2 separate regions of the Mus musculus genome follow, and region 2 is linked to region 1. Evidence: chromatin contacts called from ENCODE Hi-C or POLR2A ChIA-PET data. All regions are on one chromosome and are shown on one strand. The core of a region is the stretch at or near the end of the contact, and the rest is flanking DNA. Distances in the headings are between cores, read along the strand shown.

The links. Hi-C counts contacts between places; a loop is a spot of excess contacts on that map. ChIA-PET counts read pairs that join two places held with the same protein, here RNA polymerase II (POLR2A).
Region 2: a loop to region 1 is called in a map of T-helper 17 cell, with 1.9 times the contacts of the local background. The contact joins two enhancer-like sites. A Hi-C loop is called at or near these places in 1 of 37 maps with a recorded cell type or tissue (T-helper 17 cell). POLR2A ChIA-PET finds 5 or more read pairs at or near these places in 1 of 5 experiments (embryonic stem cell).

Annotation. Positions count from the first base shown.
Region 1 is chr4:137,442,344-137,447,523 of GRCm38, forward strand. The region is part of intron 1 of Gm13010 (a long non-coding RNA gene); the gene reads right to left. Among named protein-coding and RNA genes, the nearest start is that of 1700013G24Rik, 8.4 kb to the right of the region's middle. Within about 2 kb of position 2,953, at least 1 of the 3 ENCODE cell types and tissues checked has a DNase peak (open chromatin) inside an H3K27ac peak, as active enhancers do.
Region 2 is chr4:137,658,492-137,663,671 of GRCm38, forward strand. Usp48 (ubiquitin specific peptidase 48) reads left to right here. Exons shown (of 27, transcript NM_001355588.1): 27 at 1-46. Among named protein-coding and RNA genes, the nearest start is that of Rap1gapos, 46 kb to the right of the region's middle. Within about 2 kb of position 1,930, at least 1 of the 3 ENCODE cell types and tissues checked has a DNase peak (open chromatin) inside an H3K27ac peak, as active enhancers do.

The DNA.
Region 1 (5,180 bases), core at 1,703-4,202:
TTAAAATGTTTAATGTGTATTTGTCTGTGCTGAGTGTGTGCCATGGATGCATGGATGCCTGTGGAGGCCAGAAGAGGGCTGGAGCTACAGGTGATTGCGAGCTTCCCCCCATGAATGCTGGAGACAAAGGCCAGCTTACAGCAAGCACTCTTCACTGCTGAGGCATCTCTCCACCCCCAAAGCATCATTTTTTTTAAATTATTGTTTTTATTTTGTATGTGTGCAGGCAAAGCATGCATGTTTACAGTCCATGCGGGCTGAAAGGGACTATTAGATTCCCTGAACCCGGAGTTATAGATGGTTGTGTGCTGCCACGTGGTTGCTGGGAATTGAACCCAGGTCCTCTGGAAGAACAGCCAGTGCTCTCAGTCACTCAGCCGTCTCTCCAGCTCTAGAAGCAATATTATTCTTGGCTACATATTCAGGTTGAGGCCAGCTTCAAAACAAAAACTTTAAAAAGCCACAAAAAATCCCACAAAAAAACAACATTAAGAAAAAAAAATCACAATGGACCATGGAAAAGAGCTGATTGGAAAACAGCTGTAGGAGAAGCAAGTCGAGCATCCTAGGGGAAACAAGATTCAGCAGGAGCTCCAGGTGTCCAGGGTCAAAGCAGTTAAGGGCAGATGAGCCAGGGTTGGAGCAATGGCTCGCTGGTTAAGAGCACCCACGCAGCAGCTCATGGGCTGTAACTCCAGTTCCAGGGCCTCTGAGTCCGTTTCTGGCTTCACCACATGCAAGTGGTGCATGGACATACGTGCAAGAAACACACACAAACATATATGTATATACACATATACATACATGTGTATATATATGTATATGTGTATATATGCATATATATACATATATATGTATATATATATACATACACACACACACACACACACACACACACACACACACATATATATATATAATGTTTAGGGCAGAGTGAGGATGAGGGAGCTTTTGAGAAAGACAGATCCTGGGACTAACCAAGGAAAGGCCTGACTGTGTCCCAGGTCACAGCCACTGCATGAAGCCTCGGTGTATATTCAGTGACTAGCCACAGAGCACACATGCATGATGCTTCAGGATACGGCCACGCATTGATTCCCACCAGCTCTGCACACGCTCACACTCCTGGAGAGTGCCATATTGGTTTTTGATTGGTTGGTTGTTTTGTTTAGTTTTGAGACAGAGTCTCGGTCATTAATAACTACATAGCCCAGGCTAGTCTTACACTCACTTGTCTGCCATAGTCCACTTTGGCCGTCAGCAAGTGTATTCCCATTGCATTTTTACTCTGCCCTTTAGCTGAGATGCTAAGCATTTTCTACAAGAGCCCCGTTCTTAGATATCCCTAAGGTGGACTTGAGGGTAGACATTGCAGGGGAAGTGGAGCATCTTCTTTGGAAAGGGCATCTGGGATTATCCAGCTCCAATGTAATTACCAAGTGACCAGCAGGGGGTGCCCAAGAGCCACAGTCGTCTCCAGGAATTTTCAACTGGCTTGCTTTCTGTAAGGTGTTCCAGGGAGATAAAAGGTATCCCAACTTACTCATGGAGGGTAAATTGAGTTAGGTGTGGTGGTGTACACCTGTGATGTCAGCACTTGGGGCAGAGGGGTGGAGGCAGAAAGATCGGAAGTTAAAGGTCATCCTGCTTACGTAGGGAATTGGCGGACAACCTGAGCTACACGAGACCCTGTCTCAAAACGTAAACAAAGACAGTGCGCATCAATGATTGGAAGCAGCTTGAATACATATGGCAGAGGGCTGGGTTGTGGTACCCATGGCGAGCGCAGCACTAAACACTTCAACTGGCTCAGCTAGAGGCACCTGTATGGTTACAGCCACTTTGCAGAAGTATTCCACAGAACATGAAAACAAATTACTGAGCAATGCACCCCGTAAATGTCAAAATACAGGGGGCATTTGCATACATGCGAATCAGTGCTGTGCCGAGTATAGCAAGGGGAGGGATGGGATAAATAAATATGCATAAGGAGATAATCAAAGATGGAGAGATGGCTCAGTGGTTAAGAGCACTGACTGCTCTTCCAGAGGTCCTGAGTTCAATTTCCAGCAACCACATGGTGGCTCATAACCATCTGTAATGGGACCTGACACCCTCTTCTGGTATAGCTGAAGACAGCGACAGTGTACTCACATACATAAAATAAATCTTAAAAAAAGGGGGGGGGGCTGGAGAGATGGCTCAGTGGTTAAGAGCACTGACTGCTGTTCCGAAGGTCCTGAGTTCAAATCCCAGCAACCACATGGTGGCTCACAACCATTCGTAATGGGATCTGATGCCCTCTTCTGGTGTGTCTGAAGACAGCTACAAAGTACTCATATACATAAAATAAATAAATCTTTAAAAAAAAAAAAAAACAGGTGATGCCAGCCAAAAAGGAGGGGAGGGAATGGGGTTGGCCAGGGCTGCAGACAGCTACTGTATCTAGAAGCTGAACTTGTTTTGAGTCCTTCAAAATGAAACAGGAAGGGAACTAAACAGACCTTTGCTGTTTAGAACCCTACATCAACCTTGACTAGGGAGCAGGATGAGGCTCAGGGAGGCAGGGAGATGAGGGGAAGCCCCCCACCCACCTCTTAAGAAGCAGAGATGAGAACATACCCAGGTAGCCTGACCCAGCAGCCTTCCATGGCAAACAGGATGATTTAGTGTTTGTTGAGTGGCTGATGGGGCGTACAGGGCTAAAGAAGGCACTGAGGGGACCTCAGAACTTAGGCCCAGGCCAAGCCTGAGGCAGGCTTCCGGTCTTTAGCTATGTTCTCTGAACTCTCCTGGTGGATGGTCAGGTTGGGACAAGGCTTCTGATTCAAGAAGTGGAACCTTGGAGCCAGCAAGTTGAGATCCCAGCCTCCCTGACGGGGAACCTTACCACAGACTCCCAGCTCATCGGCAGTGGCTGTTTTCCAGGACATGGCTTGGCAGCCATTCATTCTGTCTTTCCTACATGCTAACATCTGTACTGGACACTGGGGATGCAGGAGTACCGCCCAAGGCCTCAGTGGCTCTCAGCAGGACACACCATTGTAAGTGTGGCAGGAAGAAAGCAAACTCTATCTATGTTGAAGGTGCCAGTGCCCAAGAATCATGCGTTGGACACTTATGAATCCCCAAATTCATATGTTGCTGTTCGGAGGTCAGACCATTGGACGGTCATTGGGATTGGGTGAGGTTGTCGGGCAGTGGTAGGGCACAACTTTAGTCCCAGCACTCAGAAGGCAGAGGCAGGTTTGGATCTCTGAGTTACAGGCCAACCTGCTCTACAGAGCAAGTTTCAGGACAGTTAGGGCCACACAGAAAACAAAACACGCACACCACCATACCCAGTTTTGATCTTCCTTTAATTAAAGTTGTGAGGACTGGAGACGCTGCTCAGTGGGTGGAGAGCTTGCCTAACATGGCGTGAAGTCCCAGGTTCAATCCCCAGCTTTTCATAAAACTGGACGTGGTGATGCACACCTCAAATCTCAGCATGTCAGAGGTGTTCAGGAGTTAAAGGTCATCCTTAGTTGCATAGCGACTTTAAAGCTAGCTGGGACATATGAGGCCTTGTCTCAAAACAAATAAGTAAACAAATAGGGCCTGGGAGATGGCTCTGAAAGTAAAGGCACTTTTCCTGCAAACCTTATGACCTGTGTTTCATCCCTGGAACCTATGTGGTAGAAAGTGAAACTGACTCAAGCGATCCTCTGACCTCCTCATTTGTACTGTGGGAGGCACATGCCTACCCACAACACACAAATGCACACACACACACACACACACACACGTTGCACACGCATACATGAAATAAATAGATAAGTGTAAATTAACATTTTTAATCTCATGAGACCTGGTCTCAAAAAACCAAAATAAAAGTGTCTATCTTCTGAGTGTTTCTTTTATGTATTCGTGTATTGTGCTGGCATACATATGTGTGCATCATACATGTGCATGCAGTGCCCACAGAGGCCAGAGAGGATATCAGATCTGCTGGAACTGGAGTTGCTGATGGTTATCATAAAGGGCTATGAGGATCGGGTTGTAGAGAGAGGTCAGGGTTTGCATATGCTCGGCCCAGGGAGCGGCACAATTAGAAGGTGTGGCCTTGTTGGAGTAGGTGTGTGTGTCACTGTGGATGTGGGCTTTAAGACTCTCATCCTAGCTGCCTGGAAGCCAGTATTCTGCTAGCAGTCTTCAGATGAAGATGTAGAACTCTCAGCTCCTCCTGTACCATGCCTGCCTGGATGCTGCCATGCTCCCATCTTGACATCTCTTCAGTCCCCATAATCAAGGTTTTAATAAAGGAAGGAAGGCAGGCGGGAAGGAGGGAAGAAAGAAAGAAAGAAAGAAAGAAAGAAAGAAAGAAAGAAAGAAAGAAAGAAAGAAAGAAAGAAAGAAAGAAAGAAAGGAAGAAAGGAAGGAAGAAGGAAAGAAAGAAAGAAAGAAAGAAAGAAGGAAAGAAAGAAGGAAAGAAAGAAAGAAAGAAAAAGAAAGGAAGGAAGGAAGGAAGGAAGAAGGAAAGAAAGAAAGAAAGAAAGAAAGAAAGAAAGAAAGAAAGAAAGAAAGAAAGAAAGAAAGAAAGAAAGAAAGAAAGACCAAATCTTGTGATATTTTAAGTTTCTGATCTTGTGCCACATTCCCAGCCATCCTGAGGTTCATGAAGCCCGTGAGCTGCAGACTGGACATACTGCAGACTCGGTTCCCAGTTATAAAGTGGGAATGAGAAAGAAATGAGCTGATGCATAAGACTTAGCATAGGGGGCTGGAGAGATGGCTCAGCGGTTAAGAGCACTGACTGCTCTCCTGAAGGTTCTGAGTTCAAATCCCAGCAACCACATGGTGGCTCACAACTTCCCATAATGAGATCTGATGACCTCTTCTGGGGTGTCTGAAGACAGCTACAGTCTACTTACATATAACAATAAATAAATCTTAAAAAAAAAAAAGACTTAGCATAGAACCCAGGATATGTGTGTGTGTGTGTGTGTGTGTGTGTGTGTGTGTGTGTGTGTGTTGTATATGCTTGTGCACATGTGTATGTGTGCACACTCATGTTTGTGTGAGTACATGCGTAGTCATAATTATTGTGGTTTTCCTAGCTGAGGAAACACAAGTTCAAAAGTGTGGTCATTTGGCCCGGGTCCCCTACTCCAGTGCTCTGCTGGCAACAGAATCTCAAA
Region 2 (5,180 bases), core at 680-3,179, 220 kb after region 1:
TCTGCCAAATTAAAGACACTTGTGTCTCTGTTTCCACGGACCTTTATCCGGAGTGAGTTCTTTGTCCTTTCACCTATTAGTTGTTGGTCTTTGGTCCCAGGCCGGACCAGATCCTGGTCACCATCACTCACTGATGCTTGGCCTCAGGAACCAGAGCAGAGAATCCTGTCTTTCCTGTTCCAGACTGGCCAGGCAGAGCACCAAGTGTGCAGGTGCAGACAGGGAGGGTACAGGGCAGTGGGCCCGAGTGCCACTGTGTGAAGGGTGTTGACCTTAAGTCCAGACCCCTAAATGAACAGGTATTTCTCTGGGGGCAGTTCTTCCTGGAGGTAATGCCTAGCCCCGACATGGCTGTGGCTGGTGCGTAGGAAGGGTCCCTGTGGGTTTCCTGGTAATCCTTGCCTTTGCTAGCATGGAAAGTTGCAGTTTATAGCCTGGCTTTCCTCGCCGCTGTATACCTGCTGCGATATTCACCCCAGCATCCAGAGGTTTGGGTGTCCATACGTACTGGTGGGAAAATTCTTATAAAGTCCAGAGACATCGAGAAACCACCCCACCAAGCTTCCTGCTTAGCCTTCACCGAGAACTTAAATACACCTTTTGCTAGGAGCCCTGCAGGCTGCAGCGATGGCTGGACAGATGTTCAGTTAGCCTTTTTCATAGATCTTCCCCTTTAGCCCACAAGTATCGCCAGAGCCAGTGGCTAGGCAGCACACGATTCATCTCCAGGATCTTGCTGAAAGGTTTTCAGAACACGGTTTGACTTTGATTTCCTTCTTTCTGATGGTTGGTTCCTGCCCCAGAAGTGTAGCTTCAATTGTTTCGATGGGGGTTGCCAAGAGCATCCAGAGTACATGCTTGCAACAGCAGGGGCGAGGGTGTACAGGCTCCTGGCTGCCTGTAGATTCCTCCTAGGTACTTCCTGGCCTGAAGAGGTTTTCTTTGTGGAGTATTGAAGCAAGCAGTAATTCAAGAATTGGAGGCAGGGGACGGGTTTTCCGGTGTGTTCTTTGACACACTTCAGATCCAGTTGTGGTAAGCCAGTTATGTCTTGAGACTCACCAGGTTGTAGGAAGGAGAGGGGTGGGAGCTCGAAGTCCTTTTCAGGATGGTGATGGCCTGCCATCTGAACTGAGGCCTGCCAAGCTTGTCACTGGCTGGGCCTTGGCTGTGTCTTGTTCAAGAGAGGCAGGGTCAAGGTCAATCAATCCTCCAGTAGGTACCTCTGCAGGAGGGCTGATTGAGCGGAACTGTTGCTTTTGTTTTGTTTTGAGACTGGTTCTATGTGGCCCTGCCTGTTCTGGAACTGTCTCTGCGGGGCTAAGCTATCCTCCAACTCAGAGATCCTCTGTCTCTGCCTCCTGAGTAATGGGATTAAAGTCCTGAGGCGCCACTCCCTGCCTTTGTTTCTATTTTGTTTTTTAATACAGCATCATTAGGTAGCAAAGCCTAGCCTTGAACCTGTAACCAAATTCCCAGCCTACCTACCATTTCCTGCCTATACTGTTTGGGTGTTTTGTTTTGTTTTTTTGAGACAGGGTTTCTCTGTGTAGCCCTGGCTGTCCTGGAACTCACTTTGTAGACCAGGCTGGCCTCGAACTCAGAAATCCGCCTGCCTCTGCTTTCCAAGTGCTGGTATTAAAGGCGAGCGCCACCACCGCCCAGCTCAGTTGTTTGGGTTTTTTTGTTTTGTTTTGTTTTATTTTTTTGTTTTTTCCCTTTTGGGGATTGGTTTTAATGTAACCCAGGCTGACCTAAAACTGTCTTTGTAGCCAGTAATAATCCTGAACTTCTGATCTTCCTGCCTGTAGGAGACCAGGTATGCACCAGGCCAGCACTCAGAACAAATGAGCTGCCTCTATTAGAGCACCTCATCTGCTTCCCTCCCTTCCAACATACACAATGAAAGACACTTCCTGTCCTGGCTTGGCCAGCCCCTCGGGCAGCCAGCGCCTGTCATTGAGAAACCAGCTCTGCCTGTAGCAGCAACTATTGTGGCCGCTGGGTTCCAGATCTAGGCTAGTGCTGCCAGGCCAGCCAGGCCCTGGGCCACAGGAAGTGGGCACATACTCCAGGGAAGCCACTGCCTGTGCTGGACCATGGCCGGCTGGCACACTGGCCTCTGCACACTTACATCTGGGTGTTCCTGCCATTGCCATTCCTGCTTTGTAACCAAGGGCAACCAGCTCCTCTTATGGTCAAGTGTGTTCCTGGTTGAATACTCAGAAGTTTGTTGTGTAGACATTGTCAAACATGCTCTCTCCGCTGAGTGGCAGGAGGAAGTGGGGCCTTCTCGCAACTCCAGCACTGTTCCCACACTCACAGGCTCCCTGGAGGATGCTCCAGGTGTGTGTCTGGAAAGTTGCCGTATGGCTGCTCCCGAGGGCTTGTCATGCAACCCTCATTGCTTCTGGGTGGTTTGTGTCTGAAGGTTTGGCAGCAGCATTTCATCCCTCCAGACCCTGTCGCTGGTCCTCCAGATAAAAGGGGTGCCGAGTTGTGCAGGTTTGTGTGATTCTGGAACTAGAGTAAGCCAGAGGTCAGGGCTGGAATGGCTACCCCTAATACTATCTCAGGGAAAGCACCTTGGTTCATTCTGGGCCGGCTTAGGCCCCTGCCACCAGTGTCTGGTCACCTTACTTGCCAGCCCTGGCCATGACATTCCCTCAGGGTCCACCAGAGGTTCTCCAGTGAGGACATCTGAGAAGAGAGAGCTCTTGGGGTTGGGCCAACATCTCTCCTTCCTGAAGACTTGCTATCTACCCCTAGCCCAGCATGCTTGTTTCCTAGATGCAGGCCCTCTGCAGAGCCCCTGCCTAGCTAGCTTTTCTTCCCTTTGTCAGAGCTGGTGGGAAGGACGTGTCTTTCCCAAGGGCCATTTCTGTTTTAGGATACACAGCCACAAGAGCCACTCAGAGGCTATACTTATATATGTTTCTGTTCTCCAGCCTTAGATGGTAAAATGTTTGAGGCCAGCTCTGTGGTGTGTGTGTGTGTGTGTGTGTGTGTGTGTGTGTGTGTGTGTGTGTGTGTGTGTGTGTGTGTCTGAGAGAGAGAGAGAGAGAGAGAGAGAGAGAGAGAGAGAGAGAGAGAGAGAGAGAGAGAGAATAAGGTGGTGGCTTGGTTGGCGCATATTAAGGAAAAGAAAGGCTGTGCCTAGAGGCAGCCATGCATGAGTGGTCAGTGCTGAGTGGTTTGGACTGAAATAGGCCAGAGAAAGCAAAGCTCTAGGGCCTTTGTCCAACCTTCTCTTCCATCCATGCCAGGCTGTGCACCCAGCCCCCCTCATAGGCACGCGTTGCCGCCTCCCCGGGGGCCCTTGCTGGCTCAGAATGGCGCCCTCCAGGACCCACAAGAGATTATAAACCTCTCATTGAAGAGGCTTTCTATAAAGAGGAAAAGGCTGTAATTGAAAGTCTCCTTGGTTCTAAAGAAGCAGACCTGGAACAGAAAAGCCTTCATTCTTTACCAGTGTCAGGCATGTTCAGTTCCCCCGTGCACATAAGCGCCATGGCCCCTGAGCTTAAAACCTATGGGTCCAGATCACAGAAGGACAAAGACCCACGGCAGTGCAGCCGAGCTTTTAGTTTGGGGTGGGTTTTTTGTTTTGTTTTTGTCTTTTGAAACGGTCTCAATCTATGCATGAAGGATGGCTTTGAGATCTCCTTCCTCTACCTCCTAGGTGCTGAGATCTGATCACAGGCCATGCCTGGTTTGTGTGGTGATGGGGAGTGACCCTAAGGTCTCCCAACTAGCTCTGTCCTCACCTCAGTACTGAACACCAAACCCCAGACCTTGCACGTGCCAGCCAAGTGCTCTCCCACTGACTACATTTTAGGACCTGGTTGTTTGTTTTGTTTTTTAAGCTGGACATGGCCGGGCAGTGGTGGCGCACGCCTTTAATCCCAGCACCCGGGAGGCAGAGGCAGGCAGATTTCTGAGTTTGAGGCCAGCCTGGTCTACAGAGTGAGTTCCAGGACAGCCAGGGCTACACAGAGATACCCTGTCTCGGAAAACCAAAATAAATAGATAGATAGATAGATAGATAGATAGATAGATAGATAGATAGATAGATAGATAGATAGATAGATAGATAGAAAAATATTTCCAGCATTCAAGAGGAAGAGGCAGATGACTCTGAGTTCAAGACCAACCTGGTTGGTCTACATAAAGAATTCCAAGTAGCTCAGACAGGCTTTGAACTTGGTATCTTCCTACCTACAAGGGAGCTAGGATTTCAGGTCTGAACCATCATATCCAGTTCCTCAGGGTATTTCTCCATCACCCACGGCCTCTGTCTGCCTCTCCTGGGGGCCCAGATGGGACACTTCAGTCTAGTCAGCAGCCTGGAGCAGGCTGTTGTCCATCCGTCTGTCTCAGGGCCTTTTGTCAGGCTCCAGGCACTAAGCCACTTATCACATGGCTGGGAGGGAAGTGGCTTCTGCTGGGAAAGAATTGGGGAAGCAGGAAGAGGCACAGGGACTGTCCTTGAAACTGAATTCAGGGGTTGGAGAGATGGTTCAGCGGTTGAGAGCACTGACTGTTCTACTGAAGGTCCTGAGTTCAAATCTCAGCAACCACATGGTGGCTCACAACCATCTGTAATGAGATCTGCCACCCTCTTCTGGGGTGCCTGAAAACAGCTACAGTGTACTTGCATATAATAAATAAACCTTTAAAAAAAAACTGAATTCAAGGTTCTGCCCCCACTGTGTACTAAAAGCCCAAGGATGCCCAGGAGAACCCTGGAATTTGGACTTCTGGTTTGGGTGAAGCTGGTCTATCACATTCTAACCAGGAGGTAGATGTTTGGTTGTCGTTTTCAGTTAGGACTTCCACCAAGCATTGCCAAGAACCAAGGTTCCACAGATCAACCCTGCCAGCGACAGTTGCCATGCCACAGGGTCCTAACGCCATCATCCCTGAGAGGGCTCTGGAGAGCTTCCGTTTCCTCCTTTTATAATTTTGGTTCTTCGAGTGTTTCTCTGTAGAAAGTCAAAGGACCCATCAGGGTGTTCTCCAGGAGCCTCCTTGGTGCCGCAGCTAGCTGTGGTATCCATATTGTCCAGGACTACCTCACCAGCAACACTGACACCGGATGAACCCAGGCTCCAGGTGTTCTGCAGTCTTTCTGTTCTTACCTGGTTCTGACCCGAGGCCTCTGCCCCACCCACACTGCC